Regions from separate parts of the Homo sapiens genome. Here region 1 is linked to region 2. A link is an interaction called in ENCODE POLR2A ChIA-PET data of the cell type or tissue named here. Cell type or tissue: Caco-2. All regions are shown on one strand. Each heading gives the region's core, and the rest is flanking DNA. Links, peaks and the distances in the headings are about the cores only. Region 1 has its middle 19 kb from the start of C2orf80. Region 2 has its middle 16 kb from the start of FZD5.

The links. ChIA-PET counts read pairs that join two places held together with the same protein. Peaks named below come from ENCODE experiments on the same cell type or tissue, not always from the same donor. Only the 100,000 strongest peaks of a DNase experiment are listed, where the experiment ranks them.
Region 1: POLR2A ChIA-PET joins it to region 2 with 5 read pairs; 2 of 35 experiments call an interaction of 5 or more read pairs at or near these places.

The regions. Positions count from the first base shown.
Region 1 is chr2:208,206,408-208,210,806 of GRCh38, reverse strand. It overlaps the pseudogene RPSAP27. Among named protein-coding and RNA genes, the nearest start is that of C2orf80, 19 kb to the right of the region's middle. In Caco-2, for the core only: no CTCF peak of the experiment used is centred there; no DNase peak of the experiment used is centred there.
Region 2 is chr2:207,783,268-207,787,666 of GRCh38, reverse strand. No RefSeq gene overlaps it. Among named protein-coding and RNA genes, the nearest start is that of FZD5, 16 kb to the right of the region's middle. RefSeq lists an enhancer at 4,187-4,399. In Caco-2, for the core only: no CTCF peak of the experiment used is centred there; a DNase peak (open chromatin) is centred at 2,556.

The DNA.
Region 1 (4,399 bases), core at 306-4,305, 420 kb before region 2:
CTTTTGAGATTGGCTTTTTTCACTAAGCACATTGAGATCCATCCAACTATACATGTATCAATAGTTTGTTCCTTTTATTGTTGACTAATATTTTATATATTGCCTTTTAAGACCTAGCCTGGAAAGTCACACACTTTCACTTCTACTATAATTACTGGCTTGTCCAGATTCAAGGAGAGGGGACGAACCCCCTGCCCAACCTTGATGAGAGTAGTGCCAATGTCACTTTTTAAGAAGAGCCTGAGGAGAACTGTTGTGTCATCTCAGAAAATATAATCTGCCACAGATGGAAAGTGGTAAAGATGAGATTCTATTGTCTCTACTAAAAATACAAAAAATTAGCTGGGCATGGTGGTGGGTGCCTGTAATCCCAGCTACTTGGGAGGCTGAGGCAGGAGAATTGCTTGAACCCAGGAGGCGGAAGTTGCAGTGAGCCGAGGTCGCACCATTGCTCTCCAGCCTGGGCGACAGAGTGAGACTCTGTCTCTAAATAAATAAATAAATAAATTGAAAAACAACACCTGAAATTGGAGGTTGCATGGAGAAATAAAAATTGCATATTTAAATGATTTTGAAATTACATACATTTTATGTTTATGCTTGCAAAAGAACATATGGAAAACATAATGAGAATAAGTAACAGACCACCTTTTTCAACGCCAACATAGATAATGTATTTTCTATATCACACCTATACATTTTCTACATTAGAATAGTTCCAAAGGTCTATAGCGTGCTCGTCGAAGTAAAATTACACTCATAATGAAAACTGTTTTGTTGATAATCATTTATCTGTTGATCCAAATAAAGAATTTCATATTAATAAAAAGAACCAGAAAATTAATATTGCTCATCATTATTATTGAAACTCTATTATAAACTCTGTCCCCAGCCTTCTGTGGCAGAGGTAACACTTAAATATGAAGCCTAACTCAGAAGTCTTAGTATGTTTCTGAAACCTTCTATCTAGTCTACTTACAGCTAACAGTTAAACTAGATCCTGAGCAGGAAGGGGAGAGGGAAGTGCCTAGTGACTAATGATCTAACTGAAGTGACAAAATAAGACTCTTCTTTCTGACACCATGATTCTGAGATTAATTTCATGAAATGTTCCATGGAGTTGGTGAAGGAGGTGTGTGCTCTGCTTGCAGGGCTCCGTACACAACTATTAATAAGATTGTGCTGGGCGCAGTGGCTCACGCCTGTAATCCCAGCACTTTGGGAAGCAGAGACGGGCAGATCACGAGGTCAAGAGATAGAGACCATCCTGGCCAACATGGTGAAACCGTGTCTCTACCAAAAATACAAAAATTAGCCTGGCATGGTGGTGGGCACCTGTAGTCCCAGCTACTTGGGAGGCTGAGGCAGGAGAATGGCGTGAACCCGGGAGGTGGAGGTTGCAGTGAGCCAAGATCGCGCGACTGCACTCCAGCCTGGCGACAGAGCGAGACTATCTCGAAAAAAAAAAAAAGATTGTGATTCTCAACTAAAAGTACAGAGTAAAGAGAGCATGGCAGCAGTGAAAGAGAGGTGAGATGTATTGTTTGATAACAACATATTCTATGTTATATTGTAATTTTATTTGGGGGAGCACTGTAAAAACCTTATTTCCATAATGTAAATATTTTTTAAAAATAAGATGGTTGAGTTTACCAAGATGGAAGATGTTATAAAAAGTTATGAGAGCACTGAGGTCAACCTAATTTATTTCACTGCTCAGATCCTTTTAGAGCCTTTCTTCAACTTTTTTTTTTTAAGAAATTGATGTTTATTTTCCATCAGCCTTATTTCCATGTTGCTTAAGAGCCTGTGGAAGAACAGTTTAAGATCACTCAGTGGTTGTTCCTACCCGTTCACTGGCCTGAGCACGGGAGCTGCAGACCAGTTTCAGCGGCAGGCTGAGTGCTCCAGTCTTCAGTGGGGACCTGCTGAATAGGCCCAGAGGGCACCTGCGCAACTTCAGGCCAGTCTGCAACCTCAGGCTCAGTAGCAGCGAACTCAGGAGTTGGAGCAGTCCATTCACCCTGAAATTCCTCCTGGGTCTCAGCTTTTCCAGCTGTGGCCTGCTCTTCTTTTTCAATCTCTCCAGGATCTCTAGAAAGAGAGATCAGGCATGACCTCCTATGGGTGTTCATGGGAGAAAGTGCTACGTGTGCAAAGAAATTCCCAGGCCAGCGTCCACCACTTTGGAACCACTAGCAAGCTCTCTTGTTGTTGTATGGGATGGCCATGTCCACACAGTGCAGAGGACACAAGGCAATGGTGGGCAGGTTAACACAAGATGCCTTTGCGAGAGGCTGGTGGTCAGCCCTGGAATCAGTAACCATCAGCAGACACTCCCAAAAGGCTGACCGGATCTGGTGAGTGAAGGTTCTAGGAGTGAAGCTACCAGCAATAAGAGTGGCTCCCATGACAGCAGCAACCTTCAGCACAGCCCCCTGGCCAGTGTTCCTAGAGGACATGACATTGACCTCAGAGGGGTTTTCAATGGCACGAGCTGCCAGCAGAAACTTCTCCCGGGTCCTCTTCAGATTGATGATGGTCACTTTTCCTTTTGTAATGTACTGTTCCATTTGGAAGTCAAGGTTGGTGCCACCTTAGTGGGTTCCTGCTGCAAGAAATTTGAGGACATCCTTCTCTTTCATTTGCAGGACATAAAGGGCTCTGGACATTGTGAAAGTTTCCCTTTAAGTTATGACGAGAATAAGGAACAGCACCATATAGATCCCTCTTAGGTAGCATGGAAAAACTTCTATGTTATTTTTTATCAAGTACCGAGAACAGTGTGTTAAAGGGAATTATGGACACTTTCTCTCATTTGAGTCAAGCTGTATTGGGAAATATTGTTCTGAGTTTATGAAACGGGGCTGGCACTATTTCCTGGTTTCAAGGCTCATAAAACCTACCCTATTTTTATTTATTTTTTAGTTTTTTTTTTTTTTTTATCAATACTTGGAAGAAGTTAACAAGCTTGTACATATTCCACCTTCTTTCCCTGAATTCCAAGATATCTGTTTAAAGAGGGGGCAATAAGGGATTGGCAGATTCGTTGTGGAAGCTTTACACAGTGAAACGCTTGTCAGGCTTTAATTGTAATGGGATAGGAGTGTATTTGCAGACATGGAAAGATATTCATGATGTGTGGTTGACTGAAGAAAAGGTGGAGAAGGGGCTACAGAACAGCATAGTATTATTTTGGTTAAAATATTATGAATAACATCCATTGGCCGGGTGTGGTGGTTAATGCCTGTAATCCCAGCACTTTGGGAGGCTGAGGCAAGAGGATTGCTTGAGTCCAGGAGTTCAAGACCAGCCTGGCCAACATAGTGAGACCTTGCCTCTACAAAAAATAAATAAAATTAGCCGGGCGTGGTGGGACTTGCCTATAATCCCAGCTACTCAGGAGGGCTGAGGTGAGAGGATCGCTTGAGCCAAGGAAGTCGAAGGTGCAGTGAGCTGAGATTGCACCACTGCACTTCAACGTGGGTGACAGAGTCTTGCTGTGTCTCAAAAAAAAGTCATTTAATGAGTACTTTTGATGTGCCATGTATTTTTTTGTTTGCTTGTTTGTTTGTTTTGAGACGGAGTTTGGCTCTGTCGCCCAGGCTGGAGTGCAGTGGTGCCATCTCGGCTCACTGCAAGCTCCGCCTCCCAGGTTCACGCCATTCTTCTGCCTCAGCCTCCCGAGTAGCTGGGACTACAGGCGCCCGCCGCTACGCCCGGCTAATTTTTTGTATTTTTAGTAGAGACGGGGTTTCACCGTGTTAGCCAGGATGGTCTCATCTCCTGACCTTGTGATCCGGCCACCTCGGCCTCCCAAAGTGCTGGGATTACAGGCGTGAGCCACCGCGCCCGGCCTTTTTTTGGTCTTTCAAATGAGCTAGTTTATTTCCAGATGATACAGAATTCAGTCAGACTAAGACCAAAGAGCAAGCTCTGGCAGGATGCTGGGCTGGGCTGACTTTAAATTCACAGCTAAGGCTGAGGAAAAACAAAGATCCAATGAGGCACAGTATTTTTTATTTTTGTTTTTTATGAAAGATTATTTCTAAATGTACAACAAGCTTCAAGACAACACCTCATTCCAGCTATAGGTGGCAAAATGTGCTATGGCAGGGAATCCAAGTGTTTAACTAGGAATGGATCAAGGGCCACCCTTGCCTCAGGCACAAGGAGCAGCTTGCTTTGTGTCAGGATTCCTAACTCCACTGCGTCCAGAGGCCCTTCGCCACGGCCTCGCTTTCAGCATCTCCAGTTTCTGCTGCCCTCCTTGTGTGTCTGCTAGAGAGCCCCATCTTCCTCGTCCATCTCCTTGGCCTGCTTCTTGAGCTGTTTCAGGGGCTTCCATTTGCCACCTTCATGGCTGGATGTGGCACCTGCCACCCCTTTTCCAGACCCT
Region 2 (4,399 bases), core at 104-4,103:
CCCTTGCGGGAGTTGAGCCCACTGCAAGACCCCACTGTGGTGGTCCCTATTCCTACAGTGATAGTTGCCTCCTAAGTAAAGTCTCCCTTCCCATATTTAACAAGTGTTGTGAGCCAGGTCTGGTGGCTCACACCTGTAATCCCAGTACTTTGGGAGGTCAAGGAGGGAGGCTCATTTGAGCCCAGGAGTTCAAAACCAGCCTGAGCAATATAATGAGAACCTGTCTCTACAAAAAATTAAAAAATTATCAGGCCATGGTAGTGCAAGACTGTAGTCTCAACTATGATGGAGGCCGAGGTGGAAGGATTGCTTGAGTCAGGAGGTTGGGGCTGCAGTGAGCCGTGGTCATGCCACTGCACTCCAGCCTGGGTGACAGAGGAAGACTCTGTCTCAAAAAAAAAAAAAAAAGTCATGAATAATTTTTCCTTAACATTGCTTTTCTGCTGTAAGGGCAAAATTGAGTGGTTGCAACAGAGATGGTGTGGCCACAAAGCCAAAAATATTAACTATCTAGCCCTTTACAGGAAAAAGCTCTCAGTGTTGCCCAACAGTGTTTAGATAATCTACAATGATTATCTTTGGAGATTGAGATTAGGGCAGATTCTTACATTTCTTTTTTTTTTCTTTTTTCCCGAAAGAATGTATTCTTTTTGTCAACAGGGGAGAAAAACAATTAAAAGAACTTGAAAAAATCTGCCCTCATAGGGTGCACATTCTAACAGATGGGTAAGTAAATAAAAATCTAAAGAGTCAAGGGAAAGTAGAAGGTCACTTAGGCGTTTGATATGTTAAGTAGATAATAACGGTAATAGCCAGTAATTATTGAAAGCTTAACTGGGTGTTGGACACTGTGCGCAAAGTGACATTTTAAATATTTATCTTTTTCTTCGAGATCAAAATAGCTTTATTGGCTTTTATGATTTTAAATGTAACACATGCTCATTGCAAAAATTCAGAAAATATTTTTTAAAATGAATTCCGTGTATAATTTTAATGAGATTAGTCTATAAATACTGTTTGATAACTTGCTGTTTTCACCAACAATGTATTTTGTACATCTTTCCATGCTAGTGAATATCACTCTGTGGCTACAGATTACATCCTTGTATGAGTATGTCAAACTTAATGTTTATTGTAATTTAATTTAATTTAATTTAATTTAATCTTACCTCTCTTAATCACAACATGCCCATTTTACGGTTGAGGAAATTGAAGCCCAGAGACATTAAGTAACTTGCTCAACCAAACAAGTCCATGCTCCTTTTTTTTTTTCTGAGGGCAGAGTCTTGCTCTATCACCCAGGCTGGTGTGCAGTGGCATGATCTCGGCTCACTACAGTCTCCAACTTCCGGGTTCAAGAGTGATTCTCCTGCCTCAGCCTCCCAAGTAGTTGGGATTACAGGTACTCACCACCATGACCAGCTAATTTACAAGTCCATGCTCTTAACCACACTACAGTATGTTGGGGAGTTAGCCCGGAGAAGTCCATAGAATCAAGGAAGGGCTTTACTATTGCTCTCCCTGCCTGCATTTTCCTAAGCAGCATTTCTGTCTATTTTCCTAAAGTAGTCTTGAGCTTGAGAAAGGCAGTATGAGGGTTACCTGCTCTGGGATGTTCTGAATGCTTTAAAAAAACCTTTCCATTAGGAACGTAACCTGCTTATAAACTACTATAACAATGCAGAAGCAAAAACTGGCTTTTCCATTCTGTCCCCTTCTCCACGACCCTGTCCCAGACCTGGAGAATGGCCTCCCAGGCTTCATATTTAAACGATGTTAAATAATGCTTTTAGCAGAAGCAGTGCACATGACATTGTTTTTACTTGCTTTTATCACGTAACAATAGAGGATAGGCCTTTTTACATAATAGCATTCATACTCAATTTTTTTAACAGTTGCATATTAGTTTAATAATCCCCCCCCCTTTTTTTTTTGAGACGGAGTCTTGCTCTGTTGCCCAGGCTGGAGTACAGTGGTGCGACCTCAGCTCACTGCAACCTCTGTCTCCCAGGTTCAAGTGATTCTTCTGCCTCAGCCTCCCAAGTAGCTGGGACTAGGAGCGTGCCACCACGCCCGGCTAATTTTTGTATTTTTAGTATAGACGGGGCTTCACCATATTGGCCAGGCTGGTCTAGAACTCCTGGCGTCGTGATCCACCTGCCTTGGCCTTCCAAAGTGCTGGGATTACAGGCTTGAGCCACCGCGTCTGGCCAATTATCCCCCTTTTAATGAAAGAATCAATCAAAATTCTGGAATTTTGAATACTAGAAAAATAACTTTTAAGAACTGCTTTTACCCTTTAGTCTTTGCTTTCAGGAAGTGGATTTATGTTTCTGATTTCTCGGTGGACACAGCCAGCAGGCTGGGTGCAGTTCTGAATCTCTGTTGGAAGACATGGCCCCCATCAGTTTTCAATCTGTGACAATCTGGGAACAGAGAACCAGAGACGGAAGTAGAACCTGATGATCTTTGACCCTCAAGATCTTGCACAATCACAGCATTATGCACCTGCAAAACTGGAGATGATAACTGTCACGATAATTATGACTTGCCAGGGAGGGAGGCGTGTTATGGAATGTCAAAGTCGTGTCCAGGCAGAGTAGGCTGAGGAATGATGGCTTCATGTCTGCCTGTCTTTCTCTACCTTTGCACCCACCAGCCTAGCTTGGGCCTCTTCACTTCATTCCTGGGCTTCTATCATGGTTTCCAGGAATCTCCTAAACTGAAGACCTCCTCTGCAACAATCCGCTTAGCCTAGGATGGCTAGATTACACTCCCAACACAAAGTTTTGTGCATGCTGCCTCTCACTCAAACACTTAAACAAAATTCCAGATCATTATCTTGGCATCCAAAGCCCTCTCTAGTGTTGCCCCATCTACCCTTTTAATCTTATCACTGAGTCACTCTCTACATCTGTCTCCTTGGTCCCACCAAAGTGGACCTCTTTGCCCCCAACCCGCCTTGCTCATTCCAGGCTCTGCCTCTGACATAGTTCAATAGAAACGACATAAATTTTAGGGTAAAAAAACTTAATTTTTTATCTTTCTCGTATAAAGCATGTGACTTTGGACAAGCCACTTAATCTCTCTGAGCTATAATTTTCCCCTCTGAAAAAGGATCTAGTCATATGTGTGTGTGTGTGTGTGTGTGTGTGTGTGTATATATATATATATATGTATGTATATATGAGGGTGTGTGTGTGTGTGTGTGTATATATATATATATGTATGTATATATGGGTGTGTGTGTGTGTGTGTGTGTGTGTGTTTGTTTGTTTGCCCAGGCTGGAGTGTAGTTGAACAATCATAGCTCCTGGGCTCAAGCAATCCTCCCACCTCAGCCTCCTAAGTACCTGGGACTGCATGTGCATGCTACCATGCCTGGCTAAGTTTTTGTAGAGACAGGATCTCCCAGTGTTGCCCAGGGGCTGATCTCAAACTCCTGGGCTCAAGCAATCCTCTCACCTCAGCCTCTCTAAGTTGGGGGATTACAGGCGTGAGCCACCACGCCTGGCCTAGTATTATATATTTTGATATGAATGACAATATGTGAGAAGTCTGTCTAGCCTGAGTTGGTAGCCAGCTCAGGAACCACGTGTTCACCATCTCATCCCCAGAGTCCGGAATAGTTTCTGGAGGGGATCATGTAATCAGAATGGAATGAATAAATGAATCCTATTTCATCCACTTGTCCATAAGATAGGTGATTCGTCCAAGGTCAGATATTGAGTGACCAAGACAAGCTAAAGGTAACTAAGGAGGGAGCTCAGACAGGCATCTGACTGCTAGTTGGGCCTATTATCTCCCCACCTGACCAAACACTTCATCACTGTCCCCAGCTTTGCTTTATTCCATGGGAAGGGAAGAGCTGTCAGGAAGGTGCCTTCTAGAAGCCATTTTCAGGGTCACTCTTCTCTCTCGTACTCATTCATGTAGCCCACACTTTCAGGGCAATGTCTTTGATCTCTGGGGAAGTGAGACTATTTTATATCTGGGCTTCAAGACTACCTTTCAGCTTTAATCAAACATTTTCTTCAAAATTCTTCAATTCACGACTCAACAGATCTGCCCCTTTTATTTGAGTATAGTATTTTATTTTATTTATTTTTGAGACAGGGTCTCACTTTGTCACTCAGGCTGCAGTGCAGTGGCACGATCTTGGCTCCCTGCAGCCTCAGCCTCCTGAGCTCAGGCAATTCTCCCACCTCAGCCCCCCAAGTAGCTGGGACTACAGGCTATAATATTTTATACTCAAAATTCCCTCTAAACTCCCTCCTACCTTCCTCATCCCTTCCTCACCTCTGCCAATGAAGTTCTAGGACTCATATTAATTTTTTGGCATCCTCTGAAGCTCTTATGTTTTGAATCCGCAAGTCAGCTCTGTAACTTTATAGTAAGA